Regions from separate parts of the Homo sapiens genome. Here region 2 is linked to region 1. Evidence: chromatin loops called from intact Hi-C (ENCODE). Cell type or tissue: Calu3. All regions are shown on one strand. Each heading gives the region's core, and the rest is flanking DNA. Links, peaks and the distances in the headings are about the cores only. Region 1 has its middle 340 kb from the start of KCNH7. Region 2 overlaps GRB14 (growth factor receptor bound protein 14).

Region 1 (16,912 bases), core at 4,153-9,152:
TTAACATTTACAAAGATTGCATTCACACAGTGAAAGTGCAGAGGTAGTCAAGAATAGGGGTTGGTATTCATCATAAGGGCCTTTATACTTTGGAGGCTAAAAGAATACCTAGATCTTAGGAAAATGGATATCAAATATCCTTTTGTAGCTACCTACTGTTTAAATGTCTAAATAATATCTGAAATAATTGAATTTAAAAATGGAAAGGTAGATTAATAAATCAGTTGTTGAAAATTTGCTAAGAAAAATAGTGATGACAATAGCTATCCTTAATTTGGTGGCTTCTATGTTCAACATCCAAGCATCTTCCACATATTATTTCTAATTCTCATTAAAGCCCAGCAAGGTAGATTTTTTTAATCCCTATTTTATAGGAGAAAAACCTAAAGCTCAGAGAAGTTCTGTAAGTTGCCCAAGAGGTTATAGAAATTAAACATGAATTTAAACAGACTTTTTATGACTCTATGGTCTGTGGTTTTTCCACCATTCCATACTGCTCTCTTCCCCTAAAATTACAACTATATTTTATGAATAACACCTTCATGTCAGAACCTTAATAATCTAGTTAATATGATAGATCATTGCTCTAACTTTTTTTTGCTAGTAAAGATTATTAGTTGTCCCCAGAATAGCATCAAATGCATTTCATTTATTTCCTCGCTTACTCAGCTAATATTGACTCCTGGCACTGTACAACATGCTACTATAACCACAGTGAGAGTATCAATTAAGAAGTGAGCAGAGGCCTAGAATATCATAATAAAACAGTAAACATTATTACACCAGTGGTAAAAAAAATAGGTGACTGTATAGGTGACTTTAGAACGTTCTTCATAAAAATGAGCAAACCAAAAAAAAAAAAAAATCAAATAGGAATTTAGAGGAAAATGCTGTGGTACAGAAAGTGTAAACCAGTGTTCTGAGGCCTGGCAAATTGCTAAAATGCATTACGACAACAAGCCAAAGCATCCTTCCCCTCTACATGACTGGGCCTGCTACTTTTATCATGTCCTGCAGTAGATTTACACGCGACATTAATGATGCAACATTGTGTATGAGTATTTGGAACACACTTTTTGGTATTAGGAGGTTTCTAAAAGAGAATATTTTAATTCTAGTTTGTAAAAGAAAATGTGTCGTTCTTGGCCTGCTCAATGTTGAGTCAGGTATAAAGACTTAGAGAAACAATTAAGAAAGGAAGTTGATTTTTAGTAAAGAAAGAAAGGAAAAGACATTTTATTTCCACAATGAGTCATGCTTTGTAGAGTAAGTGTCTGGGGAGTCAAATGGTCAATTTTTTTTTTTAACTATACAATACAAATGTAACCAGGAGTTAATTTACTCAGTCATAATGCTATATTCGTTAAAAAAAGCATTTGCTTACAAATGAAGTATGACAAGAAGATACGTTTCCTCTAATTAAAATTGCTTGTGGTATGTTGGCAATTTCCAATAATCAAGATTGCCACAGGAAGTAAGGTTGTTTCAGCTGGCTCCTGGTGAACGCATCCATTTACTTCACACTTACAGTAAATACAGAGATATTTTACTCACATTGCCCAGGTTTCCTTCAGTTTCTGTTCTCCTGAGGTAACTTCCAAGCCCCGCATTTTCTGTAACTTGATTCCCAAGCATTTTCCAGGAAAGAAAGGTATCAATGACCTGCTGGTTTTATTGTTAACTCCTTCATAATAGTATAAAGCATTTCATCATTTTCAGCTTTTTCAGTCATAGAAGTAAAAAGAAACTACATAACTAAATTCCCTTTTCCGTAAAGATAGAATATCACTATTCCATATAATACAATCTATCCTTAGATTTTTCTGAGTGAGCATCAAAAACGTGTATGTGTGTGTGTGTGCGTGCATGCCTGTTTGGTCTCACATATGTGTGTAGCATGTTTACTGTCATATCTTCATCTTGATAATAACATAGTGTATGGCTTTGCACGAGAATTTCTTCTTCCTGCAGATTTTGATTTGCTAGTTTTTGAACTCTTGATAAATTTGGTGACACTGTGGCTGATCCACTTTATCCCTGCTTTGTTTGGGTATGGTCTTGCTCTCTGAGGCACCACTTCCCCATTCCCATTGACTTCAGGAAAGGTTCATTAGGCCTGATCTCTCTCAGTCTTTTTTCTTCCTCCCCTTTCTTCTCTCTTCTCCACGCTGGACTCTGGGGCTCTTTATTCCTCAGGTCCCCTGTAGGTTAAGCCTAAGCTCTTATCCTCTCTTCTCTTTAACTCACAGTCAGCATTGGCATCTGTATTCAGTAACCCTCCATATGAATAAATAAAAGCAGGTACCAGCCTCCCAAATCTCCAGGTCTGGCTGGACAAACAGCTTGAGATGCAGCTCCTGTCACAGTTTCATGTCACCTTGGAGCAAAAAACTTCCCAAGGCTTTTGAGATACATCTGACAGTAACTTTAATTCCCCAGTGTTTAAGTTTTCCAGACTCCTACAAACCCTCTATATAACCTACAAATAATTAATATCTAAAGAAAGCCAATTTATGGACCTAGATGTCACATCAAGGCAGAAGGAATGAACATATATGTGCATGGGATAATTAAGGGTTTCTTTATGCTTTTCAAAAGGTCTGATCTGTTGGTAGACAACGAGGGTCTGAGCCACTTTGAGCAGTTGAGTAATTTGCATTTGCCAAGAGTTTTCACTCCCCACTCTGTGTATAAATGATTCTTGTTCTTTTTAGATATTCTGCCTTTTTCAAATAGTATGCTCCTTCAAAAATATTTCAAAATGATTGCAGTCTGAAAACAAATCTTGTGGTGGGTAGGCTAGTACTCTATTTCTTCTGAGGTTTGGCTCTTGCTTTTGTTTTTATACATAAGGTTTAAACAAAGTTCAGCCATTTGTATTGTTAGTTCACAAAACATTATCGTCCTTGGTATATTTAAGTCCCCTATATTGGTGAATTGGTTGGTTTGGTAACTTTCTGTTTTGTTTTGTTTTTGTTTTTGTTTTTTGAGATGGGGTCTTGCTCTGTCACCCAGGCTGGAGTGTAGTGGTGCAGTTTTGGCTCACTGCAACCTCCACCTCCTGGGTTCAAGGAATTCTCTTGCCTCAGCCTCCCGAGTAGCTGGGATTACAGGCACCTGCCACCACGCCTGGCTAATTTTTGTATTTTTAGTAGAGACGGGGTTTCACCATGTTGGCCAGGCTGGTCTCGAACTCCTGACGTCAGGTGATCTGCCCGCCTTGGCCTCCCAAAGTGCTGGGATTATAGGCATGAGCCACCATGGCTGGCTGATTTGTTTATCTTTTAAAAATTCCATTTTATCCCCGTTCCTCAATCCCATTTACCACTCTCTGAATGAGCAACCATTTAAATGTGTAGCTATTTATTATATTGTGTTCTTGGTAGGTGGATATTGACTTATGTGGATATATTTTAACATGAATGATATTGTTAGATAACTTTCCATTTTCTACTTTTATCCACCATGTTTTTAGTACCCATTTTAGGTTTTAGGTATACAGCTCATTGACTGTTTTTAACTGCTGCATAATGGTCATGTTGTATACCTATCACACTTTGTCTATCTGTTAGAGTTCTGAGCTTCAACTTCTGAGTAAACAAAAACAGACAAATATCCTAAAGGTTGTTTTTTCCTTTTTACTTAGACTTTTTTTCTTTTTGGTGTCTATGCTGTGAGAAGGGGGATATAATGACTTAATGATGGAAAGAAAAGGAGAAATAATACCATCAGTATGAGTCATTTAGGATAAACAGGATTAAGTCTTGGGTGTTTGTGATCCAATATTGTATAGCAATAGAGTCTGCAGGTTTATATCTGTTTAGACTTCCTGGGTGCTAATCTTGGCATATCTACTTACCATTCACTGACTACTTACCAACTAGTAACCTTAGATTAAGTTACTTAAACCTTTGAGTATCAGTTTCTTGTCAGTAATATGAATTAAAAAAATACACATCTTAACGTCATAATGCCACAACTTAATACTATAACTAAATGCTTTAACTGGTCATATGACCCTACTCAACACTAGGAGACCAAAAAATGAAATCTCATTAAGTGCCTAGAAGTTGCAGAGCCTGAAATATTCAGCGAACATCCTTAATGACTACCATATGCCTCACATGGTTGTTGTAAGGATTAAGGGGTTTATTTCTTATCCTGTGGTTAGTACAGTACCTACAACACAGTAGACACTGAAAAAATATTAGCAGTTATTTTATAGTTCTTAATAAGACATAAAAGACCTTTCATGCTTTCCAACACTCTCCACTTAAACATTGTGTTCTATTACTTTCCAGGCCTCCCTTTTCCCCACATGTGACAAGACAAATATGCCAACACTTTCATCATGTTTCAGATGAACAGTACCCTGCAGTAATACCTTGATCTTCATTTTATTTCTTTTGGCTCTTCTAGCCATTGACTCCTTGCCTGTCCTGCCATTATAACTACATCTTGACCATTGGATCTACGTGCCCTACTGATCTTGATGACAATTCACTCACAGATGTCTTTATTATGACTTTCTTTATATGCTTTATCACACAAATAAAATTATTGTCCAAGCTAGCACATTTTTAAGAGTGAAAGGAGAGCAATAAGTAAAAACCAGGGCTGTGTCAGGGAAACTGGGAGGGATAGTCACACTACTTTCTCCATTTCAGCAGTAAATTAATGGGTGTTTTAATAGCATCCTATGTCCTTCTTATTCTATAGGGAGTTAGTTTATCAGAGTAATCTTTGCCCTGAGGATTTTCTCATTTTTTCAGATACCTTGAGAATCATTTTTCTTGAGCTCCCTCTCCTTACTTCCTCCTTCCTCCAAAGTTAGTAAATTTCTTTATGTTCCCAAAGCCACAGGGGTATACTTCAAGTTGTATGGAAATTATTTATTTACACCTCTAGCTCCATTGTAAAGTTATGAGGTCCTTGAATTCAGGTATCTCATTTCATTCGTCTTTGTATCCCCAAGAACTTGCAGAATCCTGACACATGCTAGGCAATCAATGTTTGTTGCATGGATGAATGCGGTCCCAGAAATGTAATACCTTAATTAAGAGAACCAAATCATTAGTGGGTTGGGAAGTGGGTATTTCAAGCATTGTGGCAGGACAGCTGGAGACAGATTTTGAGGAAGAAGGTATTTGTATATTGACCTAAGATTTCATGTTAATCAATTTTCTTGTTTACATTTGAATCCTGGTTCAAATTCACTTGTAGCATTTGGAATCACTAGTTTATAAGAATTACAGTGTTCTAAAACTATCTTTATAGGATAATTTCAGATGTTTTTGAGCTGCAAATGTTTTAATACTATTAATCATATAAATCTTTAGAGGACTGAAACCCTATAAATAGCTGGCATTTTTTAATTGAACAAAATCTCCTAACTCTGCCACCAATTGAATTGAGTGGCCTTCCAAAAAGTCTTCCCCAAAAAGAGTGGCGGCAAAACTTTTAAAAGGTCAAAATTTGCGGAACACTTGTAATTCTCATTGGCATCCACTTTCTCTATTTTATGCTCCCTTTTTTTCTCCTACCCAAGGCTCTTCATTATTTCAAGAGCCTCCTCATTCGTTTCCCTAAGTCTAGTCTCTGATACCTCCAATCCATGCATCCATCTATAGTCATGTGGCTAGTGACTGCAAAACAGTAATTAGATCACATGACTTCCCTCTTCAAAATTAGCAATGTTATTAATTTATTATTATTGAAATTATTATCAAAAATAAAATAGCAGTGTATCCATTTAAGTTCTTCATTAATTAGTTCTAATTTACCTTCCTAGAGTAGACTCTTACTGCTACCCACCATAGTCTTTGCTCTAGAGTCACACAACTTCCTGAATGTAACATGTTCTGTCACAATTGTGTATCTTTTGTATTCTTCCTTCCCTCCCTCCCTATCCTACCGAAAAAAAAAAATCTCCAACATCCCTAATTTTTCAATCCCCAATTTAAATGGCACTCTCTCCTCTCATTCTATTTCCATAGTTTTACAATTTTATCTTAATTTAGCTTTTACATTTCCAATGGATTTTAAGGTTCTTAAAAATAACTTTCATGTCTTTTTTAATATTTACCTCTTCCAGCGTTGACTTAAACTCCTGCAAATTTTAGTCAATGACTTCTAAATTGTAATCGAATTAAATTTAATTGAAATAATTATTCTGTAATAATGTATTAGACCTCCAACTTTGGGGAAAAAAGATAGTTTTTAAAAGTACTGATTTTTAGGAGTGAACTAGACTTTCACAAGGTGCTTATCTTTCTCAAATGATTATACCTAAGCTCATATTTGAAGGCTGAGGACATTATTTCTTGTTTCTTGATTTCATATCCTTCACATCAACAATTATGAAAGGTAAAAATGGCATATGCTTTATAAAAACAGAAAAAGGTATTTTGCAAGATCTACACAATGAACATGAACACAAAATTGTTAATATTGGCTGAGGCTAAAATCTCTAATAATTTACTGTAAGGTGATGCATGATGACTCTAATAGTGACATCTGGTGGTTCACAGGGAACATTACATTAATACATCAATTTTAACCTCTAAACATGTTTCTATTTTAGTAAGACGGTTGTCTTTGTTCTTGTAAATTGGTCCTAATAATTTAGATATTTGTTTCATCCCTTATAGAGAAAAATTAATATTATGTTACAGATTTTGTTCTAAAATATGCACAAGTCTTAAATTGATATTTTCAGTTTGGAAAAGTAAGCTAAACTGCAGATCTGAGTTCTTTTTACACCTGAAAAATGCAGGAGGTGGCAGAATGCATTTTTTGCACCTGTAATCTATATCACTTTAACCTTGAACTCAACTCGCCCTAAACAACAGTGGCCCCTGAGAATATACGTGCTATAATCCATCCTTTCTACATGGATGTGAATCATTATGATACAAGAAAGCTCAGAAGATTGGAGTTCTCAACATTCTCTATTACTACTGAATCGTATGACCCTGAGTCAGTCATTTAATTCCTTGGGTCTCAATTTTCTCATCTGAAATATTTAGATTAGATATTCTCCATCTTGAAAATTCTTAATGATAAGGACTTAATAGACAGTGATGGTTAATTACAATGACATAGCTCTCCTCTGATATTTGGCTTTTGGTGCATAGAAGACAGGTACTTTTTAAATGATAATAGGGATTCTTTAAATTCATATTCAGTATTCAGATAACATCCATTACCAGAGCATCCAATGGGATAGCTCAAGATTCCCAGGACCACTGGCAAGGAGCCAGAGCTATTACAGTCACAATTGTGAAGAAATTAGAAACAGCTTAGGCTCGGCTCCTCACACTCAAGAATGGACTGAATATACCTGCTGCTGTATCCCCATTCAGTGATTTCCGAAGCCCGTTAAAAACTAGATTCATTAGAATCATCTGGACATTTGTTAAATATATGTCTCTCATGCTCCCCTACGCCTATGGAAGGGAGATGACTGGAATCCACAATTTTAATAAGCTCCCCTGGTGATAATGATGGTTATCCTGGTTTGGGTATTACTTACTAACACAACTTAGAAACCACATAGATTCAAATAGAAAGGGATGCTGATACCATAAAGCTGATGAAAGATTAAGTCTTTAAAGCCAGGACTTGAAAACCCAAGTGTCTACAGAGACCACACAAGTAACTTAAATTTAAAAATTAGCCAAGTAGGCATTAGGCAGAACTCTGGAGAGCATGCCCCATGCAAAGTAGGTAGCCTTTAATTAGCTGTAGTGGTTGTTGCCAGAAGGGGAAGCTTCCTAGGGTTGCCCTGTGCTTTGTAAAGGGAAGATGAAAATAGGATTCTTATGTGGACTCTCTAATCTGAAGGAATTGGAACCAATTCAATGCAAACTAAATGAAACACATTTGTGGGCTTCACATTTTTGTTCTCTATTTTAGATCCAATTCCTATTTGTCCCCTTTAAATCACACTTCACTTTTTCAGTTCCACTGCATTTTTCAGTCTAATACATCTAATCAGCTAGATGAACATACAGACTACACTATAGAGAATGGCTATTCCATCTTTTCTATTGTCATATCCTTTCAAATTATCTTAAAGTTTGTTTAAACTTTGTCTCGTCCTTAAAGCATTTTGGAGCTTTATTCTCCAAACATTTTCAAACATACTCTTTCTAGGCACTACTCCCAAACATCTTTTCTCTTTCCATTTATTTAACAAATATTATTATAGGTATTATTCATTTTCACAAAGTAATATCTAGTAGAGGCTTTAGCTTAAATAGGTGGAGATAAACAATAATTCCAATAATAACTTTCATTAATAAATAAGTGTATCATATATAATTAGTCTCCACATATATTTAAATGTGGAAAACTCATTATTTACTCATTATTTGAGCCTTTGACTTTCTTGACATTACTTGATTAAAGGCAAAAAAAATTCCTGTATCTCTCTTCACTCTAAAGTAAAAGTCAGAATTTTAAAAAGATAAAAACAAAAGGACTTTTTCTCAATAAGAAATCAGAAAAGAGCCTTGACTATGAGGTGATCTCCTGAGCCTCAATCCTAAGGCAGCATAATAAGAAGACCTCTAGGGGAGATGGCAATGAAGAAATTTAAATAGAAATCCAAATATTTTCATAAAATAAACACAACAACTTATGCTAAAAAGGAGTTTTATTAACTGGTCAAAGGTAGCTAGCCAACAGATTAGATATGGCTTTTGGTTTTTGCTGGGTTTTGTTCATGATGAGTAGTAGAATGATGCTTCTAGGTGATGGAGAGAGATCTCAATGTCCACTGCAGAAAAAAATAGGAAAAATAAAAGCACATGGCTCTAACAGAAGATACAAAATAGTAGTATGAAGATTGAGGCATACTAAAGCACTATTAATTATCTCCACATATTCAAATTGGTCATCTAAAGGAACTTGGGGATTTATCATCACCTGGAATGCATCCAAAAGCCACTATTTCAGAATATATGACATATCACCAGGACTCATATCATTGTAAAATGATATGACTCGATTAATTGAATGGAGATAAAAGATATCTAAATTTTATGTCCTATAATAAGCATCATTATATGACACATTAGTAGAATTTATGGAGGTTGATGATTTATTGAACATTAGCTATGAGCATGGCCTTATATGGGATATTGGAGAAAGAATAAATATAAACACAAAAGATCTTCTCTACTCTAGGATAGCTAAAACTCCAAAGAATACAAAGTACAAGTAGAAAAACACTTCAGAACAAGGTAAGATTTTGAATAAATTGTGTATTTTAATGAGAACTGGGTCCATTGAGTTTTAAGGAAATAAAGAATTGGAAAGCAGTGGCAATAGTTAGGGAAATTAAATATACTCTTTCAATTTGTCATCTTAACTAACTAGCTTTGAGCCTTCTAAGTAATTCAATCATTTATTCATTCAACAAACATTTGTTGAGTGCTACTCTGCATTTTTATTAAAAGGTAATGCATTCATGTGGCTCAGAAAGTTTTTTAAAAGGATATATCAAGAAGTCTCACTATTACCCGTCCCTATCTACTCTCATAAGAGATGATTTTTATTAATTTATTTCTCTCTTTTCTAGTACGTTTAGGCAAGTACAAGAAAATATTAACTTGATTTAGTATTTTAATCCTTTTGTATACAAAAGGTAGCATATTATGCACATTGGTTTTTACCTTACTTTTAGTATTAAAAGAGTTTCTTAGAAAACTGAATAGTAGGCTAGTCATGGTGGCTCATGCCTAGAATCCCAGCACTTTGGGAGGCTGAGGCAGGAGGATCTCTTGAGGCCAGGAGTTCAAGACCAGCCTGGGCATCATCGCAAGATTCCATCTCTACAAAAAAAAAAAAAAATTTAATTGCTTGGTATAGGACAGGTGCGGTAGCTCACACCTGAAATCCCAGCACTTTGGGAGGCCAAGGTGTGCGGATCATGAGGTTGGGAGATTGAGACCATCCTGGCTAACACAGTGAAACCTCTTCTCTACTAAAAATACAAAAAATTAGCTGGGCATGGTGGCGGGTGCCTGTAGTCCCAGCTACTCAGGAGTTTGAGGCAGGAGAATGGTGTGAACCCAGGAGGCAGAGCTTGCAGTGAGCCGAGATGGTGCCACTGCACTCCAGCCTGGGCAACAGAGCGAGACTCCATCTCAAAAAAAAAAAATTGCTTGGTGTAGTGGAACACACTCGTAGTCTTAGCTACTCTGGAGGCTAGGGTAGGAGGATCTCTTGAGCCCAGGAGTTCAAAGTTGCAGTGAGCCATGATCACACCACTGCACTCCAGCCTGGACAACAGAGTGAGACCCCCATCTCAAAAAAAAAAAAAAGAAAAAAAGAAAGCTCTCAGCCAGGTGCAGTGACTCACACTTGTAATCCCAGCACTTTGGGAGGCCAAAGTGGGCATATCACTTGAGGCCAGGAGTTTGAGACCAGCCTGGTCAACATGGTGAAATCCCGTCTCTACTAAAAATACAAAAATTAGCCAGATGTGGTGGTACATGCCTGTAATCCCAGCTACTGGGGTGGCTGAGGCATGAGAATCACTTGAACCTGGGAGGCAGAGGTTGCTGTGAGCTGAGATTGCACCATACACTCCAGCCTGGACAACATAGTGAGACTCTTTCTCAAAAGAAAAATCTTCAAAACACAAAACAGAAAATAAAACCTGAATAGTATTCAACTAAGTGGCTGTACCATTGTTTAACCCATCCTCTGTGGGTGGATACAGATTATATCCCATTTCTTACTATTAATAATATCAACAGTACTAACCTTTTGCAATAATAATTTTGTAGAAAACTGTTTGTTCATATATTTTGTCTTACCAAACTCCCTCAATAGACTCTAATATTCTAAAAATACTTCTGCAAATTCTTACTGGTTCAAGGGAAAAGATGATGGGAGTGTGGAGCATAAGGTAATAAGAGAAGACAGGAGAGATGACAGAAGAAAGAGAGTTATAAGAGTAGGCAGGCACTGCTCTGAATGCTATTTTAGGGATGTTATTCCCCTTCCTTCTCACAGGAGCTATAGTTCCAAAAGTAAAATAGTTTCTTATCAATCCACTGTATAAACAAAAAAACCTACCTTTTTTATCTATAAAATATAAAGAAAAGAAATTAAAAGTAGTGAACACATAAAATTCAGGAGAGGTGCTAATTTCTTAAGAAGTCTTAAACAAGATACACATACACATATATATATGCATATATACAACATATGTGAATAAAAATATTATATCATATATAATTGCATACATGTGTATGCATAGAATTTTTAAACTTTTGATATGTTTTATTGCTCTTGGTAGCATCCCCTAATATAAAACACAGCATGAAGTATCCTCCATTTCCTTTGAAGCAATTTTAAGAAACCCTAATACAAATAGTCTTAAGAGAGAGATAACAATCTTTGGCTATCCATACCTCAACACTGTAATTTTTTACTAGTAATAACCATCTTTTCTATCTTTAATCTCTTGTTGGTTGTGGATCATTACACAGTCAAATCGTTAGCTGAATCATGTCATGTCCCATGGAGTTTTATCATGTTTAAATTTTCAAAACTTAACTTCGTGTAGGAAAATGAAAGGTATTTTTTTAAAAAACCAAAGCCCAGGTTCTTCCCAAGCTCTGACAGCTTGAAAGGAACTCCAACAGAGAAACAGAAGCAAAATGAAAACTCCTGGAGCCTTAGCCCGCCCATACAAGACTCTAATTGGCAGCCTTCATAGAGAATTTGTCTGTCATTCAAGTGCTATATACTCTTCTATTTCCTGATTAACTTTGAAAACACAGACATTGCCTGGTACAATAATTTGTCTTAAAATTTCAATAACATGACTTTGATATTTTACAAAATTCAGCATTTAATGTGTCAGGGTATTTTAACACATACTCATTATATTTTTTATTACCTTTTACTAACACTGTTGTTTAAATACCTACTTTAGACCTAGTTCTTTTGCAAATGAGATCATGTGCATGATATTTTAATTAGGGCTTATTTAGGAAATTATTTTTTTAATGTCTCTAACTTAAATGTAAAATATTTCAAAGCCCTTGTGTGTAATATGGGTACACAACAGAGCAGACCTGACACACACTTTGGAAAACTTGTGAGATTCCTTGCTAATTGAAAAAAAAAGAATGCTACTGCTTCAGAAGAGCTGAAAGAACTTTAAAATTATCTGGTTTTAAAATCCTATACCCTTGTGAGGGATCGATATTATTTTGAAGAATATGTGACTTCTGAAAGCTCAGAGTCGGTGGTAGAGCTCAAAATAGAACCAATGAATCTTGACTCTCAATTTGTGTCTCTAGCTAACCACATTAACTGGACAATTTTCTTTCATCTGTGTATTATTAATAACATAATATCCTGTGACACAACAGACTAATCGCCTCTTTGGAGAATTACCTTAGAGTTATGTGGGACACGTTTTTAAAGAACACATTATGTGCATAGATGTATAACTTACGGACTATCCTATAATTAAATAGTTGCTGGATATTTAGATGAGGGTTTTCACTTCTAGTAGTCTTAGTTTTATAAATAGGTATGGGGCACTTAGAACAATGATACATCTTAAATTTATGCAGTAGTTTTTCTTTTCTTCTTCTTCAGCAAACTCCAGTACACAGATAGCTAATAAAAAGGAAGATGATGTTCACATCCTATCTTTATTTTAGACTTGGTTTAACTGAGGTATGGACTGAATAAGTAACCATTTCTGGATCCAGAGGAAATTAATATTAAACAGGACTGTGAATTCAGGATATTCAACTTCAAATCAAGATCAATGAATTCTCGCAACTTATATGAATTTTGGTTAGTGTTATTACTGTTAGGTATTGAAGTACCATAACAAATTCATTACATTTTACTACATTTCAAACGCTTCTCTTAGTGGTGGTTATAATGTGTTGCTAGGGTTGGGTTTTTTTTTTTTCTGTTTCATTTCTTCTATACCTTAAATAAAAGTTTTTCTCTAGGAAAAACCTTGAACTTCTTCCCTTCTGTTACAAACTCCCATGACTTTAATTGTTGGTTACAGGAAGCTCATTCCCACATATATAGAACTAGCTTAACCTTACTCCTGAGATTTACTTGCCTTCTAGTCATTTCCTCCTTGGTAGCTTAAAATCAACACGTTTTAAGCTCTCCTTTGTTTTTTACTCTTGAAGGTATCGGGCCCACATGTCTTCAGTATCTACCCTGTGACCCCATATGGATAAATAGCCTTTCCTTTTCCACATTGTCTTATAATCATATCTATATACGTATATTATTTCAGTTAAGTTGCAAGCTCATTGTGAACAGGGTCTTATTCATCTTTGTTGTCCTAGTACACAGCCTAGTATAGCACCTGGAAGATGCTCAATAAGTTTTTGGTAAATGAATTAATGAATGATTGATCATTAGGTAAAGGCCTGGTAAACTTTCAAGGTACATGAGATGAAAGGAAATCTGTTTTGAGCAAGAAAAATAATGTAAGCTTTGCTTTTTACAAAATTGCCAGAGAATAAAGTGTTAAAATCTACTATATTAAATACTGGAACACCGTTGTAACCCGTATCATTATTATGTGGTTTGAGGATATGATTTTAATAAAATTATATTATCTTGATGGTTCAGCTTTGACAATAGGTGTTAGTTTCTTAAAGTCACACTTACAAAGAGATGTCATTCCATTAAAGTTTATGTTATGAAAGTGTTAGGTGTTTATAATTATGAAGGAAATACAATCGAGAAAAAAGTATTTCAGATCAAATGGGATTTGATTATCCATTAATGCTAAATGGGAGGTTCATGACCTGAGCCTAATGGGCCCTTTACAAGTTGTAGTGGACAATTAAGCGACTCAGCAGTGAAACTGACATTGAGGAGCAGATTTTGCCTGCCAGCCGCTCTCAGGGTTTGGATTTCACTGGATCATGTTCTGAAAGGTCAGCACTGGCCAGATGACCAGTCCAGAACTGCAGATGGCAATGTGGTCACCTGACCACTCTGGGGCTCCCCAACCTGCTGCACAGGCTCAAGTTCACTGAAAGGTCATAGCAGGCCCTGTGTCACTACTCAGGAATAACATAATTCTGGGGTACTCTTTCTTCTATGTTATAAATATATGAAATAAAATAAATACTTTTGGTCCCCCAGCCAAAGATTAAAAGCATGACACTTGTAATAATTGCAAGGTAACATTTTAGCCATAGTGAGCACCTCAATTTGGGGCATCATTCTTCAAAGGAATATTCATATTTTATAAATGAAACCACATTTAAATACTCACCAGAAACTTGGGAGACATACACCAGCATTAAAGTCCAATTATACCAATTACAGACTGTATGTCCTTAAGCCAGTCATGTCATCTCCTTCAACCTCAGTTCTATCTTCAGCTATAAACTGGAGAAGATAGTATTGTACCTATCCTGCTCTGCCAACTTCAGAGAGTTGAGAAACACAACGCCTAAGTCATTGACAAACTGGTGATAAACACATATACTATCCATTTTCTTTCTGCTTGAATGAGTGTTTTTGTATAAATTTCCAGAGAAAACAGTGAAAAAAAAATTTAAAAAATTAAAACCATGTCAGTAGAGTTAGTAAGTAGTTAAAATTTTATTTGTTGACCCTTAACTCTTTTAAAAGGAGACCCAAAGGAGAGAAAAATGACCTAAAAACATATCTGGTCAATGATTCTTTTGTTTAAATGTTGCCCAATATAGCAGAAAATTGATAACTCTCTTTAACTTTGAATATTTTAACTCTCAGGCTCAGAATTAAGAAATATTTGTTTAAGCATGGCTTAGAACTATTGTATTATTTATGCTCAAATAACATTAAGAAACATCTTACGACAGTAGCATGAATTGGAGACATCCAAAACTGAATTGAAAGTAGGGCAGAAATAAATTGGGGCATAGTATTAAATTACAATTGTACATAGGATTCAATCAAATAATATCTTTCTAGCTCTGTCATTCTCTGATCAGACAGCTTAGTTGTACTGTAACTGCCATTGCTTCAGCAGAGTGTTCAATTTGCCCACAGGCCAGGCCTCTAAACATTACTCAGTCAAGGTAGATGAAACGAGATTATGCTCATAGATAGTAGGAAGTACTCACCTACACACAAAAGTGAGAAAAAGCTGGGCTCACAGTTGGTTCTGGAATTGTAAACAATTAGTTTTTTCTTTTAAAGCCTTTTAAGAATAATCAGAAATAAATTGCAGATTTGGAAAACAATCCCTACAACCCCTAGATGAACCCATAGCAATGAATTTGCAGAGTCCACAAATGTTGGAAATAAACAAATAGTTACTCTTGGAGGCCAGATTTTAACTTATTTGTTTTAAATTATTATGCCCAAAGAAGTTCTGAAAATATTTTAACTTAGAACAAATGTGAAAAATAATTTTTAATATCTAAGTTTGAGAAAATTTTCACCAAACAGAAATCAAATTTGTATTGGTGTTTTTGAATATTTGCTGCATCAGCTTAGAGAACACAGGCATCTGTCTACAGCAAATGCAGTCTTCTCTGAAAGTTCTCAGGAAAAACAATCAAGAACACAATAGAAAGGAGAACAGATGTACAGTCCTTCAAGCCTCTGGTTGGCTTAGCTTGGTTTCAGGTCCTGGGAAATGGAGAGAATGTTGATTTGCCTGGTTGATATAGATCAAAGGGACAAGCAGAGTTCCTTACCCAGTTGCTCATGCCCGAGTAAACACTTCTGGTTCCTTGGAGCAGAAGCAAGCAGACAACAAATAGATCAGTTGTCTCCTAGAAACTGTAGAGTTAGAATTTTTACCTTGTTTTTGAGAAAACTTGAGAACAAAGCAAGTTTTGCAGCATGCAGGAAAAGAATACAGACTTAGAAATAGACAGTTGTGGATATTTCTCTAAGGGTCCCCTTTCAGTGCGTGGGCAGTTAACATTCTAAGGAGCTTCTGTTCTTTGTGTAGCACCTGCTTTCCTATTGCCTTCTAAAAACTATGTCCACACATATGAGACTAAAACTTTCCACTCTTGGGTGTCTCCTATGTGGACTGGAGGTGAGATTTGGTGTTCCTATGTTTCCTGCCCAGCCACCTCCCCGAGTACCGCTCCCACATACACCCCTCACCACTCATCTACTGTTTTCACCTTCGTAACTGTCTCCAGTATCTCAGTCACCATGAACTCTTGCCATAAGGGAACTGTTGGGGCAGCTGGTGGGGACAAACTGTACCGCCTAACTCTTCTATCCTTTGCTCCTCAGGGACACTTCAATTAGAAAAGGTATGCTCTATGTGCCTAAAACTGCTCCTATGGAGACAACTCTAGAAATGTTTGAAACATATGCAAATATGTCACTCCTCTCCCTCTCTGAAGCCAACCCTCATTTTCTTCCAGCTTTGGTGTCTGCACAGTCCCACACGAGCCAAGCCCGGCTTGCAGGGTCAAGCTGTCTTTTCATAGTGGGAAAAAGCTGATGAAAATCCTTCACACAGAGGTGTTAAGAGCTTAATGATGAACACTCCCGTGAGTATCTTCATTTTGAAAGAGACTGCCTGGAGAGGTTATTGATTTACACAGAGAAATAGATTTCTAATCCTGGAATTTCATCAGGAGAAGGGAAGAAATTCACTTGGGTGAGGAACAAAATCATTTTTTTGGAATAACTTCAGAAATTAAGCAGAAGCAGACATCTAATTTATCCTCTGGTAAGGTGTCCCCAATTATGGCAGTGCCTTTGACTCATAAGAAGTTATAACCTTTGATAGAGAATATGAAGGAGAAGAGAAAGGAACCAGTGGAGAAGGAAAACTAGAGATATATACTAAGTACCGCTTTACAGCAGAATAATGGGAATAAAATTCTACAATGCCTACCCCTGTAAGGAAATGCATTTCTAGGCAATA
Region 2 (16,912 bases), core at 5,359-10,358, 1.3 Mb before region 1:
GAATTGCTTTTAAGGGAATGACTATTTTTCTTTAGTAGAAAAACAGCTCTGCTGGAATGTTTAAATAGAATTTATCCTTCAGGTAAGATTTGATTCCATGGTGTCTATTTAATCTCTTTTATATAAAACCTAACTTTTAAGTTCATTATGGCTCTATGAAATGGACAGAATTGCAGAATCTAGGGGAAAAAAGGCTGTTTATTCCATTGTTTTATTTTTCTTTTCTTTTTTTTTTTTTTTTTTAACAAAGTAGCTTAAACCTAAAGGAGGTTAGCTTCCAAATTCAGATGTGGAAACCTCCAGGACAAGTTTGGTTTTGGCAGTTGGCATTCTTACTGTTTTTCAAACTAATAATCCAGTTATAATCCAGACCGGTTTTCCAATTCTGTCCTGCCAGCTCAATCCATATGATGCTGCCTCCTGAAAGTGAAGACACTGAAATTCTTATCTTCTACCACTTATATTGTACCTTGAAAGCTTTCATTTGAAATCAGCTTGATTCCTCACTATTTTGGTTTCCAGGAATTTGAAGTAAAAAATTAATAATGGCATTAATAGTTTTGATATAAGGATGCTATATTGTCAATAATTTTCAACATAGGCCCATGTTTATGGATTTACCAGAGGGAAAGTAAATCATTAGTCATTCATCAGAGAGGTACAATAAATTTTGCACAGTGTTGCTTAGGATGTGTGTGAAGTTTTTGGAATCTTTGTACCAGAAAGCACATCGCCCTTCCCAAGTGAGTTTTTTTTTTTTTATCATGAGGCAGTGTACTACTCCAGATAGTTGTGGTACAATTTGGTGCTAAGAATAATGAGTAGATATGTCAGCTCCTGAAGTCTGTACTGGTGAGCTGGACCTTAAGTTGTAGGTCTAAGTAAAAGACTTCAATTGTCTTTTTAAATGTATTGTTGCAGGGCACTAAAAGTTCATCTTTCAAAATTTTGGTTGCTTTACTTGTTTGCTTTAATTGTTTTTATATTTATATTGTATAATTGATGAAAGTGTTGATTTTCATAGATTATCAGAGTAGTAAAAGTGGTGGGAATGTGTTTTATTTATTTATTCTGCAGTATGGCATGCAGCTGTACCAGAATTATATGCATCCATATCAAGGTAGAAGTGGCTGCAGTTCACAGAGCATATCACCTATGGTAAGGACCAAATTTTTGAGCCTGTGTTTTATTTTACATTCACATTATATTAATTTAAATTACACTACATAACAGTATCTTATAATAATTTATGTTATTTTCTGTTGGTAAAGTAACTCTTTGGCACCATTCTAGTATAATGTTACATTGAATTTTTTATTTTTGGATTTTATTTGCTTGCAATCTATGTGATAAAATCATATCATTATACATAAAGTATTTAATAAAATATATAATAGTATATGTTAAAGTTTTAAATATTTGAAACAATTATGTGTCTTTCTGTGTCATTACAACATTTGAAGATTAGATCTTAAAAATATAATTTATAGAACATATTCCTTGGCATTGTAGATTGTGTTTTGTTAATTATTGGTTTTGATTGTGGTTTCATATTTTATTTTAATACCGATTCTGGGATTGTCACAATCTAGTATAAAGATGCCAGTGATTTGAATTTTAAAAGCTACAGTATACACATGTGAGCTCTTTTGCATTCTGGCTAACAATAATTTTTTTAAGTTCCAGGTCCTTTAAAAGCAGACTGCTTTCCAGGAAACCCAAAAACTGCAAGCCAAAATATAGGTCGTGTGTTACATTAACTCTAGCACTGCTTTTCAGACTTATACTAAATGTAACTTGGATATTTATTTGCAGACACACACAGACACATCTTTTTCCTTCTTTAGGATCTAATTTTAATTTTGTGTGCATTAACATAAGAAATGTATTTCTGAACTTAAGATTTATGTTCTGCTATTTTTGCTGCACTCCTTAAGATAGGGTATATTAGGAATTCAGATGTATGCACATGTGTTACAAATCAGTTAATGTGCATTTTTTTAATCTACATTTTCACTTAGGTTAAAAATATGCTCTTCATGTATGTGACCAGGGAAGGTGCATTTATCCCACATGTAATGTAGTAGATGAAATGCTCAGTTCTAGGAATGAAGCATGAAATAATGTTGATTATGAAACCTGATAGACTATATAGAAAAAGAACTCCAATTTTGTAGTTACGTCACTTTAACTTATGGAAGAATAACTTTCCATCTTTGTATGGTATTACTTTTAAGCCCTAAAATAAGAAACTAAGGGGCACAGTGAATTTTTATAAAAGCAATCATGTTAAGATGAATGTTTTTACATTTTTTCAGCTTACTCTTATCTTTCAATTCATATGTATATAAAAATAATAATGAATTTTATTATATTAATCCTTTCCTAAACTCCTCCAAATTTCTTTTAGAGTCCAAAATTATTAGGATGAACATGTTAATAGCAGCCAAATATTTGGAGGCAATTATTTAATGTCCTCTTAATCATAGGAAAAATGGTTATAAATGAAGTTCTTCCTATTCTCATCACTGTCAGCATACATGTATGGTATTACCCTTGTCTTTTTCCATTGAAGGTGATGCTGCTATTGATCTAGATGTGGATAACAGTTTAGTGTAGCTTTCCTTGTTCAGTGCCAGGTAAAGGAAGAGATACTCCTTGAGTGAGTTTGGTTGGGAATAGCAGTTGGAGGATGCAGGTGCCTGTGTGGTAAAGAACCATCCTGTCTAGCACTTGTCCTAATCAGATACAGTAGTATGTGAGAATTACATCTTTAATATTATTAATTTACATGAAGGAAACTTAGAATCTGTTTTGGGAAGTAGTTGTGTTGACTTTGGTGTCTCTATAAAATCTCACTTTTCCAGATTATTTGGGAAGAATCAGGGGCCTAAAAGATGCCAGTACTCTTTACCAGCCTTTGTTGCTTTTCATCCGGGGACTATTTTCAGCGATTAACATATAAGTTTTTAGTATATATTGTAGTATAAAACTTTAGTTATATTTTTAAAGGAACAATATTATTTTCTTTCTTTTCCTAACTTTTCCAGGTATACATTTTGAGAAAGGAAATGAGAAAAAAAATTCTCAAACCATAATGAACATCTTAGCTATATAAAGGATGTAACAGCCACCCCATCAGCCTTTGAAGTGAGAATCAATCAGCAGCAGACATTTCAGGAAGCCAAATATATTTGGTCCTTTTTAGGGAAAACAAAGGATTCATTTAAAGGAGCATTTATCAATATTGCCCTGGCTGGAGTGAGGGGACGGAGGGTTGGGGAAGGCGAGTCTACTCAAGCTCTTTTTATGCTTCACTTTTGACCTGAGGATAGACATTCTAAACTGCAATTCCTCCACTGTATTTCCCACTCTATGGAACATAAAAGAACCCTACAACAGACATATCTGTTACTGCTTTTACCATAAGCTGCCTGTGTGACTTTGGTCAAGTCACTGGTATCCTGCAGTGTAAAATGAGGGTGATGGTTGTATAATCTAGAAACCATTACATTTCTGATGTCTGTAGCTTTGTATAAAGCAAATGAGAGAAAAATATCTGAAGAAATTGTGTGCCCTTTTGCTAATGATGGCACTGTAAGTTTATCTAAATCCTTCAAATGGGATGATACTGGTTGTCACCTAGCCAAACTTCCTGAAAAACCATTTTATGTGCAGCCTCACTAAGAATTAGTAGATGTGATCTCAAAGTATGGGCTGGATAATCCAGGGTATACCCAGACCTATTTTTTTTCTTAAAAAGAAAGAAAGTCATGCCATTAAAATCATGGACCCCTTTTTTAGGGCCTTCTCTGTTCATCTCCTAAGAAGGAAGAGCTAGAAAAGGGGAGAAGTGTTGGAGAAATATAACCAATTCTGAATGTTATCAACATTGCTTTTCTATGTGAAAGAAATTGATCTGAAAATGACCTTTTGAGTTTGTCAGACTCTGCTTTACTTCCATTTTTTTGTCCACCAATGGTAAACTATTAATTTTCTATCTACCACCTGCCATTCAGTAGAAGACATTTGCTATAGTCCTGTGTTTTCCGTTAATCTAGTTAATGTAGCAAATGAAAACGTTCCTTATTTGTAGTGTCGTCTTCTTATGTATGTCAAGTAAATAGGGAACACAGGATCTTGTTTTATTTCCTGGCCTGCTATACTAGAGGGAGAAAAATAGGACAGCTGATTATTTTTTTCTTAATATAATGGTATTTTTATGTTGCCAGGGAGTTGAGATTACAGAACCTACCTTGGCATGTAAACGGAGAGATATTATAAGGATAAAGCTATTATGATTGAGGAAGCTTACTCTGTGGTTTGGGCAGGTGGATGCTTTTCATTAATGTCAGCAAAGCACAAGTATATCTGACTGGTCTACAGACCTGCACAGAAGATCACGGGGTGAGAAGGGCAAACTAAGGTGTGACAGCAAATAGAGATTACAGAGACAGCATCTGTGTGGAAAGAGCAGCTGTCAGTTATAAAGGCTCCTGTAACAAATGAAAGATTGCATGCCAGATCTTTAGAAATATAGATGAACCATAATAAGATTGTAGGCCACTACAGCATAGTTTGAAGAGAAAATTACAAATGCTAATAAAGTGGGATATGTTGAAGCAGTGATAAAGGAGTCCTATAGTTATCTGTGGATAAGGTTTTGTTTGAAGCCTACATTTGACTATAGTCTATGCAACCAAGCCAGGTATAGCTGAATCTACATAAAGAGAGATAAAATGCTTTTAAGCCAGGGGGCCCCAGATGCAGGCTGGCTAGTAGTTTACTATTATAACACCACTTTGGGTTTTGCTCTTCTATTAATTAGTAGAAAATAACTGTTATTTTCCATGGGTGTTTTAAAATTTTTCTTTTGGAGAATTTTAATTCCTTCTTGATGTTGTATGAACTTATGAACTGAGTGGGATTCTTGACTAGAGATTTTGACAATGGTCTTTCTTAGGATTCATGACTTGTTGTGGGGTGGCATATTTGTTAAAAGATGGTTGTAAAGTAGAGCCCCAAACAAACAAAAAAGAAAAAGAAGATCGGGTTTTGCATATTTTACTTTCAACTCAAAGAATATAAATACAAGAAGTAGTTAGCAAAAACAATGACTTTATCATTTGTTTAAACTAAGTTTCTTTAAAGTTGCCTTCTATCAGTTCTTATTCAGGCTTATTTTTGCAGCCCTCATGTGGCCAAGTGTATTCTCACAAGATGAAAATGTATTCATATGTTAAATCATGGAAATTTTAAGGTTATGGAATTATCAGGATTATTCTTTCACTAAATTTTATTTTCTAAGTAAGATGAAAGTTGATGTGATAAACTTTTAAAATACATATTCTAGTTTGCTCCATTATAAAACTCATTAAAAATAATGAGTATTATTTCTCAAGAGATATATGTCAATCTAAGTTATAACTTTTGGGTATCTTGAATCTTAAAAACTAGTTGCTTCATAAGTAGATGGATTTGACATTTAATTGATGACTGACGGATCTCAAAGCTTAATGGAGACATCAATTCAGAAACAATGTATCTTTTTAACCAGAGGAAGAGCTATTCCTTTCTAAATGGAAGTTTTCCCATTTTACTAGAGAACGTGAAAAGATAAGTTTGTTTTAGAAGAAAGACATACTTTAAAAGCTTTTAATCTGTTTATTCAACTCTTCAATTACCTTAACAAATTACTATTTAGCTTTTTTAACAAAAATATTTTTAGCACCTTTATATCTTGAATATGTATTTTCACTTTAAATATTCTGCTAGCCCCTTCAGGCACCACCTTCTAGAATGGAAATGTACTGCCAGAAAAACACTGAGAGAAAAACACTGAAATTGAAAAACACTTTCAATTTATTTGAAAGATAACTTTCAAAGAAATTTTCATAACTCAAATGTGTTTCTTTTTTCCAGAGAAGTATATCAGAGAATTCCCTGGTAGCAATGGACTTCTCAGGCCAGAAAAGCAGAGTTATAGAAAATCCCACTGAAGCCCTTTCAGTTGCGGTTGAAGAAGGACTCGCTTGGAGGGTACAAGTAGCTTCACATGCTTCAAAATATTTATGATTTCAGTTTGTTTCACCTAAAAACTTGAGATTTGTTTTCTCCTTCCTTGCTCAGAAAAAAGGATGTTTACGCCTGGGCACTCACGGTAGCCCCACTGCCTCTTCACAGAGCTCTGCCACAAACATGGGTATGTCTGTTCATAGTCATTGCCACTGAGTAGACGGATAGACATGGAAAGGACATGTAATGAAATTGCAGTCATCTCAAACAAAGCTTTGCATTCATCCATCCTATTTCTTTAGCTATCCACCGGTCCCAGCCATGGTTTCACCACAAAATTTCTAGAGATGAGGCTCAGCGATTGATTATTCAGCAAGGACTTGTGGATGGGTAAGTTTGGTATTTTTAATTTTGAGTACTTGTGAATTGGATTTCTCCTATAAGCAGAAATTATTTATTCCATAGCCACAAAGAGTTCTTGATTTGGGCTTATCATAAAACAGAAGTGACATTGTTCTATAAATGAGGTCATCACTGTATTCTAACAGTATCTATATTATACCTGGTACATAGTGTGTGTCTGGTATTTGTATATAAATGGACAAATAACGGAATAGAGTATCTTGTTCTTAACCAGTGATCACTAATATTACCCATTATGTCCTGATTCTAGCATCTCAGATATCAATTGATGGGGGAAAATGAACTTCTTTTTAAGTGTCAATATTTTGATTTGAACATATGATTTCGAAGTATGGTTTATATTATGACATTATGTCAAATGTATTTTTTTAGGTATGATGCAACATGTATTAAGTAAAAAGCTGTTTCTTAAGTGTTTTGAACACTTATTTTTTTGTGTGTTTACATCCCTATTGTCCTTTCTCTAAATTTTAACATCTTAAAGTAATATAGATCCGTGAAAAGAGTACCTTTCAACTGTTTCTCATGTTGTCTTTTAGTGGGGTACCATGGAATACAAAAGAGAAATATAAAATGTATTATGAAAGATTTATAATGTGAAGAATTTTATTTTTCTCAAATTACTCAGTGTTTCAGATACTTTCTATAATACTGGCTGAATTCCCTTTCCAAATGCAGTACAAATGAGGGAGGTTGTATTGTGGTTTAGATGAGTAATGAAATCATTATCAATTTAAACAAGTGGTGATGGGATCTTTTATCTTCAAAAGTTGGCTAATCATGTCATTATCATGACAAGATTTCAAGGTGATTTAATACTGAAATTTGGATAACAATGCTTCTTCACATGGAAGATTATTAATAGGAAGTCAGCATTTCCCCAGACTGTAAATAAGATATTTTAATACGTTTCTTTGCATGGAATGCAGTCTTTTTGGAAATAAATTTGAACAATCAGTAGAATTACAATCTGATGAAACCAAGAAAATAAATGAGTCACAAAGAATTATTAAAATGTTTTGAAAGATTGTAATTTTCTTTATTTCTGAGCCCAGTATTTATAAAGTGAATGAAATGATCGTATAAAAAAAGATACTATCTTATTTTTAGTATTTTTGGTATTCTTTTGGAGAGATGTGATGGTGCCAAGTGATCCACTAGGTGGTAGTGGTGATCTACTTGGGAATGGGAAAAGAATTACAGCTTGATTTACCAGTGAAACGCCCTTTTGTCCCATTTCCCAGTGATGTAATGTCGGAATCTCACACAGCACAAATGAAATGGATAAACTCGTCAGACATCTGTGATGCTTTAAATTTGGCTGCCTCTTTGCCCAGGCACAGTGAGATTCATATTGGATTCACCAGTGGGGATCATTTACACGGTGTATTTACCAGCAGTTAATACAAAACTGGTTTTGCATTGCACTGCCAGTGAATAAGAATCCACTTCTGGCAGCATTTTTCTCTTAGGCTGTTAGAGGCCATGTCTTGTTTTTCTAGCCTGACATTATAGAGGCTTTTCTGCTGCATTCTTCAAGGTTAAAGTATGTGTTTTTTGGATGATTTTTTTTACTTAAAGCATTTTGCTTAAATATTTAATAAATAATTTCAAGATTTTTTTAAAACAATATATTGATTTCTTTCTTGCTATTGTGTATGAACAGTTGAAACCAGAATCAAAAGAAAGGGTATCCAGTATAGAAGAGGGGGTTATAATAAAATAAAATTTCAGGCCAGGCGTGGTGGCTCATGCCTGTAATCTCAGCACTATGGGAGGCCGAGGCAGGCGGATCACTTGAGGTCTGGAGTTCGAAACCAGCCCAGCCAATATGGTGAAACCCTGTCTCTGCTAAAAATGCAAAAATTAGCTGGGCTTGGTGGCATGTGCCTGTAGTCCCAATTACCTGGGAGGCTGAGGTGGGAGAATTGCTTGAACCCTGGAGGCGGAGATTGCAGTGAGCCGAGAGCACTCCAGCCTGGGTGACAGAGCGAGACCCTGTTTCAAAAGAAAAAAAAAAATTCATTCTAAATTCTTACCTTCTTTCAAAACTTAACATGACCCAGAAGGTAAAATAACAGTATGAAAATGCCTTAATCTTTAGGCAAAACAGTTACATGTGAATACCCAGTTTCCCAGTGCAAAGAGAACGTAGCACCAATTGTTGATGCAGACATAACAGTGTATTGTTTATTGTGATCAAACAAACAATCTGACTAATGGGTTGTGTATTTAGCCTATTAAAATTACAGTAGCAGTGATGACAGCTTTATAGTGCAGATTATATTATACCATATTGATTGCCAAGTTGGATAATCCCACCCATTGAATACATAGTAAAGGAGTCCCCAGCTACATTTATGCATACACTTCTTGGATTTATTAATGCTATAGTTCTATGAAATCCATGAGTAAATATAGAAACATTGAAATTCCTTCTCTCTCTTTAGAGTTTTCTTGGTACGGGATAGTCAGAGTAACCCCAAAACTTTCGTACTGTCAATGAGTCATGGACAAAAAATAAAGCACTTTCAAATTATACCAGTAAGTAATTCGTGATTTCACATTTGTGTATTAGAAATGACCTTAATGCATAAGCTTTTGATCTTAATGCATAAGCTTTTGGAAACTTTGGTTTTCTTTTGGTCTTTTTATTAAATATAATTTGGCAGCTTGTGCTTTGACTAGAGTTAACTTTGGCAGAAATGATTTTATGAGCCTGAATTAATATAAGAAATACAGGAATTGTAAAAATTAAATTTTCCTTTTTCTATGAAATATGATTTAGCAATATTGTATAGACCCCATGCCACCTATTGTTAAAAGGGCACTAAAGCTTCTTTCTCCTGAATTCCACTAACGGCTCTTTAGAAAACATTACTTTAAAGCCTTTTCTCCTCTCTTCTCTCAAAAATGTTTTTTTTGTTTTGTTTTGTTTTTAATGGCTATGGCTAGAAACAGAGATTCTATGGAACTGGTGAAGACTTCTGAACACATTTTTAAAAGTTCTGTGATTCGGCTTCTCTGTGACACACAACTTGCTTTGGGATTTCTGTTGCCTCTTCTGCTGTGTGTCTGTGTGGGTGTGCATGTATGTATGTGATGTGTATAGTATATTGGAACTGAATGGTGGGGAGTGAAGATTCAGTCTTTTTGGAAAGGTATTCCATAGTATTGCTAAATTACTAGTGCGTCCTTTTGAATTGCCTCTTTTTGGAGTTATCCAAAGGCTATATAAAATATCCTCCCTACTTCTTTTATTTTGTGATCAATGTCCCCAGCAAATACGAATTGTTTAGTACCAGAAGACTTCACTGATTTAAAAAAAAGAAAACTGACAGAATGACATTCCATTAGCATAATATGTGATTACTTCAGAATAAATCTCATAAAATTATGTAAATATTCATTTTTGTGGCTAAGTAGACAACATTTAGAAAAGGAAATTAATTTCTCAAGTGGGAGCATTAAAATCTTCATTTACTTTTACTCTGAATATTGTAGATTTCTTTCATTGATTCAAAATATTCATACTGTCTTTACTAACAGAATGCTGGGAGAATTAGAACTAGATGAAGTAGAGTAGCAGTGCTTCTCAGGGATCAGCTGATATTTCTTTTAAATGCAAGTGATGTTAAAAAAAACAAGTAGATATGCCGTAACATTCTTTTCACTGTCTTTTAGTTTTATAAACTTGGCAGTTTTGGCATGTGGAGATAGTTTGCAATCGAATATGATTGTCCTTCTGTGTAATTTATCCTCTTTACTTATTTGTTGCTTTTCTTTTTGCAGGTAGAAGATGACGGTGAAATGTTCCACACACTGGATGATGGCCACACAAGATTTACAGATCTAATACAGCTGGTGGAGTTCTATCAACTCAATAAGGGCGTTCTTCCTTGCAAGTTGAAACATTATTGTGCTAGGATTGCTCTCTAGACAAGCCAGAAGTGACTTATTAAACTATTGAAGGAAAAGGACTCAAGAAAAATAATAAAAGACCATAAATAAGGGCGAAAACATTACCATGTGAAAAGAATGTATTTCACCTGCAAGTTACAAAAAAATAGTTTGTGCATTGCAAATAAGCAAAGACTTGGATTGACTTTACATTCATCATTTAAAATTCATTAGTTAAAATTAAACCTTAGGAAAAAAATGACTTGGTGTGTTCTTGTGTGATTTTTACATTGCTATAATATTTTCTTCAAATATGCATATTTAAAACATGTCTCCCTTATTTACCATATAGCAACATCAGAATTCTGAAACACAAAATATGAAATAAATTGGGAGTCAGGAATAATTATTTGTGCACTAAATTTCAATTATACTATTTTTTAATGTTAAGAAATATGATAATAACTTATCAATTAAAAGAAACTATCCACAACCTGTTAATGAAACTAAAAACTATTTTGAATTATATATTTTCCGGGTTTATGATCATCTTAAAATGAAATCATATTTTGAGATAGTAGCTTTAAACCATTTTGAAATATGTTGATTTTTTCCAGGTAATTTAAAAATATTATTAAATAGTTAATTATAAAATTTATACTGGTATTGTACCCATTAGTGGCATGTTTTTCATTGTATTTTCTTCCATTCATTTAATGATTGGCTAATACTACTTGTTTTTAAAGAAGTAATTGAAATGTAGAAGAGATATATGTAATTTGCATACACCTTCTCATGGTATATAATCTATGACAATGTGACATTGTTACTTTAACATTTCACACTTGCTCCATTCTCTAACTTTCAGAACACTCTTTAGCTCTTTTCACTAATAGATCATTAACCAAATCAATATAGGTGAAATCAAAGATTCACAATCTATAAGGATACTAATAGTGAAATCCTTGTTTTTTTCTCTTTGCCTTCCCCCTTTTCAGTTTCTTACCAGGCAATATCAAGAAGGAAGCCAAAGATTTTGAAACTTGAAATACTAACCTTCCTTATCACTTCTTCGAGACCATCTGGGAATAGTTTTTAGATTCTGTGATTCTTTTGTTCCCATTTTTTTGTAGGAAGGATTTTACTTGTTCCTAAAAAATGAGGAACAAAACATCAAATAAACATTACAATTATACTAACTATTGGCCATCTCCTCTAACTGACCTTTATGACAACATTGCGAGAAAGATTTTTAAAGCAATATTCATAAATGCATACTTTAGTTTTAAATGAAAGCTGTATATTTTTTGGTGACAAAGTATATGAAAGCATTCATGAAATGCTAATAAAATAATAACTGAAAAAGAATTATTTATTGAATTTTTAAAGATTTAACTTACTTTTAGCTAATGCAAGCCTAATTGCTAAAACACTGAAACTTAGAACATTAATCTGATGTTATAAAATACTGGTCTGGTTTCCGCAAAGGCTTGGAAGGCACACAGGACTTCTAAGTAGAACAGCATGAGTAAACACACTTGCCTTTTTCAACCTCTCAGAATGGCCCTGAGTATTTCTGATTTAATTTTGATTTTTAAAAAGACTTTGTGTTTTGAATTTGAATACATTTTCTCAGGTTGTACCCAGTTTAAACAGACAATATCAGAAAATGTACTATCTTGAATACCAAACTCTTACAAATTGGCCAATTTGTGCTTATCTTTGTTTGTGTCTCTAACTTCATAATCTAAGTGTATTATTGAGGGGCTCAGATTTTGTATGTAATTGCTTAATTTGATCTTAAAGTATGAGTGAAGAAACATTATTGAGGAAAGGTTGACAAAGGGAAATCATTATTTTCTTGTTTCCTTCTGAAAATGGGTCTTGGGTGTGTGTGTATGTGTGTGTGTGTGTGTGTGTCTGTGTGTAAATCTAATATGACATGAAATCTGAGAATTTCAGACACATTCACGGTTACTACAGTATTAAAGTGCATTCCCTAGTAAAATGTGAATTACCTTTGGATTACTTTCCATTTTGATTTAGCCATGTTCTGTTATCTTGCACCATTTGGGATAGGGATGAAGACAAATGGTCTCTGTTTTCTTCCATTTCTGTTCATGTTGGAGGTAATATGCTTCACTCTCCCAGAAAGAAGCTAGCACAGTAGACTCTCTAGTAAATATTGTTTTTACAGGATAAAAACTATTAGTAGTGCTTCAATTCAGAACAATTACTTGTTTCATGTGGATAACAGTATAAGCCCTGACTGATTTGAGGAGATTAGATGGATGTTTTTGTTTTAGCTGTTTTACAGTGGGTGACATCAGTTAATCAGAGCCTCATATGGTCTCTGGTTTTTGAACACCGATCATGACAACTCTACACATGGTAGTTGTATTCTGGTGGTGATGTCGGATTATTTCCTGGATCATAACTTCTCTGAAGAGGAAATGTTTGTCGTGGGTAATGGTTACAGCTTGGTGTTTCAACCTGGCTCCACCATCTAAAATGCTCTCTATATTGCCAGCCACTTTTAAGCTTGATGGTGTCTTGGATCCATTCAGCAGCCAGGTGAAGCCTATGGACCTCCTTCTCAGAAGGTAGAAATGCTGCCATATTGTGACCTGCTGTGTCCCTGGCTGTGTTGATTTTGCCCATATAAGACCTCCAGTTTTCCATCTTGAGTTCTTTAGAGAACAGAGTGGGTGATTCCTGGTGTTACAATACCTGTGGGGCACAAAGTAGTTTGCTTGAGATTCAGGGTACTTGTTTCAAGGACCTTGTTGTTACAAGATTATTGTAGCATTGAAAATTCACTCAACGAAACCTCCATGCCTATATCTTGTGGGATGCATCACTGCAGCCCAGTCCTGGCTCCCACGCTTGACTGTCTGTGACATTCACAGGAATGTGTGGTGATATGAGCCGCAGTGCTCATAACTGGGGCACTGCTTGTAACGTTGCTAATCTCATACTCCTCAGGTCACGACACATTATTTGCGTAGACATCTTGGCTGAGCACATAACGATATTCAGCTAAGAGCTCATTGCAGAGATCTGCCCAGCTGAATTTAACCGGCATAAGTACTTGCCTGCGATTGGGATATCATGTGATTAGTTCTTTGCCATGTTAATATACTTTGTAAGTGTGAATAATTCAACATCACACAATACACAAAACTTTAGAAACTAGAGTTAAGATTATAGCTCTGGTATTATACCTTGTAGATTCAAATTCCAAGTCATTATATAGCAGCTATGTAGCCTTGGTCAAACCAATTTCTTCATCTCTAGACGGGATCACTACCACCACCATCATAACCACCACTTATTAAGTTGTCTTGCCAGTCAAATCATTGGCTTAGATCTTCATTGGTATATACGTCTATTACATTAGCGATCATACATTTAGGTCCTCTACCTCCCAGGGACATTGCTCTTTCCACTGAGTGCCATTGCATTGCTACCTCTTCTTCCTGCCAGGAACAATATATTGTACATTACATATTTGCCTCTGCCCTTATTTCAATTCTTTCTATAAGGATGCTTTTATGGAAGTAACCATGTGTTCCACAATAGGGTGCTGCCCAGTCCATCAGTAGGGACTGTGTGGAAAACCATATTGTGCCCGTCTGTACAAGATCATACAGATCACCATGCTGATTAAAAAGATTAAGTGTTATTTGTGATTTTAAACCTGCTGATTAAAAAGATTAAGTGTGATTTGTGATTCTCACATTCATCCTGTCCCCTCTCCCCAAATTACAGTGATTGATAGGATGGGGAATACAGAAGGTTGAAAACCTGCTTTAGAGTTCATGCCTGGACAGTACAGGGCATGGGATGGTGCATGGCTGGGTGGGGGAATATGAAAAAAAGCTCTTCCTAGGTGATTGGTGCATCTCTGAAAAATTAATAGACTTTAGCTAAATGAATGTATCCTTCTTCTGGCTGATTATACACTCAGTATACCCTGCCCCCCTCAGAAGCTCTTTTGTGGTTAGCAATCTGATTAGGAGCTGAATGTTCTTGTCTTGTATGCTTGTTAAGTTCACTTCAGGATGTATTGAGTACCTATTATGTAGAAGGAACTTTTAGAGATGCAAAATTGAATAATACAGTATAGATACACAAGTATCTATCCTAGAAGTTAGGATGGGTAAGTGTTATACTATAAATACAATAGGAGAGAGACATTGCTTACACTTGCTGAAAGATGGGAGGAATAAAGTGGGTTCCCGGAAGGCCTGTAGGAGTTCAATTTACAAAGCCTTGGAGAAAGGACTGTATGGTCTCATCAAAGGGAGAGGGGCAATGCCAGGCAGCGTGGAAAGGACACATACTGAATTTAAGAGTTTTTCTGCAAATGATAACTTCATTGTGACTTCAATATACAGTTCATTATAACAGAGGAAAGTCGTGGCAAATAGGACTAGAAAAGCAAGTGGCTGCGGCATTAGGGGGAACTTCAATGCTAGGCAAAGCAGTTTATATTTTAGTTAAGGAAAAGCATAGCCAGGTACCTCAATGCTTTACCCCATTAAATTTCTACCTGGAATGAACTTTATTTACCTTTTAATCTCTACCCTGCACATTATAAGTTCTCAACAATTGTTTATCAAACAAATGAGTGAATTTATTCTTCAATCTAGAGGGTAGAAGTAGGCTGATAATTTCTGGAGTTGTACGAGCAACTGTGGATAAGATGATTAAAGATGAAGAAAAGAATCAAAGGAGGGTGGCACAGCAAAGAGTGGTTGTAATAGTCTTGACAATAATCAGGAGAGCCTGTTCTAAAGCCATGGGCATGAAACAGGGATTTTTATGGAGGGTTAATCATCACTGATGTCATAAGCAATTGGTTGAGAGGGATAAGAGGGAGCAAAGAGAGGAGTAAAATATGATTTGTAGGTTTAGGGCCAGAGAAACTAGGAGGGTTGATATTTATGGTGGTAAAAAACAACAACAACAACAAAAAACAATAATTTTAACAGATGTCATTGAAATTTTTAGAGAAAAAAAGTCTTCATTCAGAACCTTTTTATACAGGAAAGTGAGCCTTTAAGGATCCATGCTGAAGAAAATAGTTAAACACAGAGAATTTTATTTTGTACAGGACAGTAAGAATTAGGGCCCAGAAGTGAAGAAGTGGGGCAGTTAGAGAATAGTCAAGAGGCCTAATTAGATGGTGGGAGGCAGGAACCTGAGGAGAAAGATGGTCATTGAGAAAGTAAAGAGACCAGGTGGCAAAAAGACTCTTAAGAACATAGGTATTGAATACACAGTATTAATGATGTTTACTATGTGGTTCTACAATTTAGCCACCCTTCATCCTTCCAATCCTGAAAGAAAGCTCCCGCACATACAACTGACCTGGAGGAGTGGTGTTACAGAAAGTCCAGGGAAAGAAAGGGCCATACTCCACACCAAAATTTAGGTGGCATGTAAAGGTAGAATACAGGCAAATACAAGTTTAGCAGAAATAGAAAATCCAACCAACTGTCAGAAACTTTGAATTGGACATCATCGGCCTTCCAAGTGGACATACTTTCATTTTACAAAAACCAAAAACCAAGCTGCCCTCAGCTAACATGTAAGTTGCACTTTTTATAATAATCATTTTTTAAAAAAGAACACTTCATTGCCTTAGCAAAAATTCTAACTCACTCTCTGCTTTTCTCACTCATAATCTACCTTCTTGCACATCACCCCTTCTTTACTTCCTATTACTCAAAATCATTGATGTCTCTTCAACCTCACTGAAACTGATAACTTCAGACTTTTCTTATTTGCTTTTTCAGCAACTTTGGTGCTTTGATCACTCCCTCCTCGAATTACTTTATTCCCTTGATTTCCATGTCAAAAGAGTGCTTATATTTTTCTTGTCCGTCTGGGTACCTCTTCTTGGTGTCTTTTCCATACTCATCTTCCTTTTTACTCCCTTTAAATGTTGCAATGCTTAGCTAGGTCATACACTCAATTCCTTTTTATTTTTTTATTTTTCTCCATCCCTATAGACTCTTTCCTTTATTCTCATGGCTTCACATACTAAGTGACTTTTAAATCTCTGCCTCCTTCCTGAACTTTAGATCCAGGTACTCAGGCATTTGCCAACATCTCCATTTGTACATCTTATGGTTACATCAAACTCTACATTTCCATGGATCTCTGTCTTCCCTTTAAAACTGACCTCCAGAGCTTCAGTAAACAGAGAATGACCATTCAGTTTCCCCAAATAGAACCTTGAAAGGTATCAAGAGACTGTCATCTTCCACATCCAAATAATACTGAGTTCTATATATATCATTGTTATATTTGTGGGCTGCCCTCCACCTCTATTGCCATTACACAAATCTGGGCCACTTTCTTTCCTCCACTACTACAGAAGACTCTTGAATGGTCTTTCATCCCCTGGTCTTTCTCCACACCTACCCTCCCTCCTCCAGTCTAAGACAAAGTGATCTTTCCACTTATTTGATCACAGTACTCTTTTACCTAAAAGCTTCAATGACTTCCCAGTGCCTTTGGATAAAGTCTATTCTTCCTAGGGTTGGCACATACTGTTCCCTTT

Evidence for each region. Hi-C counts contacts between places; a loop is a spot of excess contacts. Peaks named below come from ENCODE experiments on the same cell type or tissue, not always from the same donor. Only the 100,000 strongest peaks of a DNase experiment are listed, where the experiment ranks them.
Region 2: it touches region 1 in a loop (3-fold over the local background); 25 of 110 quality-filtered maps call a loop at or near these places.

What each region holds. Positions count from the first base shown.
Region 1 is chr2:163,172,553-163,189,464 of GRCh38, reverse strand. No RefSeq gene overlaps it. Among named protein-coding and RNA genes, the nearest start is that of KCNH7, 340 kb to the right of the region's middle. In Calu3, for the core only: no CTCF peak of the experiment used is centred there; no DNase peak of the experiment used is centred there.
Region 2 is chr2:164,486,501-164,503,412 of GRCh38, reverse strand. GRB14 (growth factor receptor bound protein 14) reads left to right here. Exons shown (of 14, transcript NM_004490.3): 9 at 1,078-1,158; 10 at 5,923-6,039; 11 at 6,130-6,202; 12 at 6,318-6,405; 13 at 8,889-8,982; 14 at 10,231-10,996. The coding sequence ends at 10,377. Among named protein-coding and RNA genes, the nearest start is that of GRB14, 130 kb to the left of the region's middle. In Calu3, for the core only: no CTCF peak of the experiment used is centred there; a DNase peak (open chromatin) is centred at 7,642.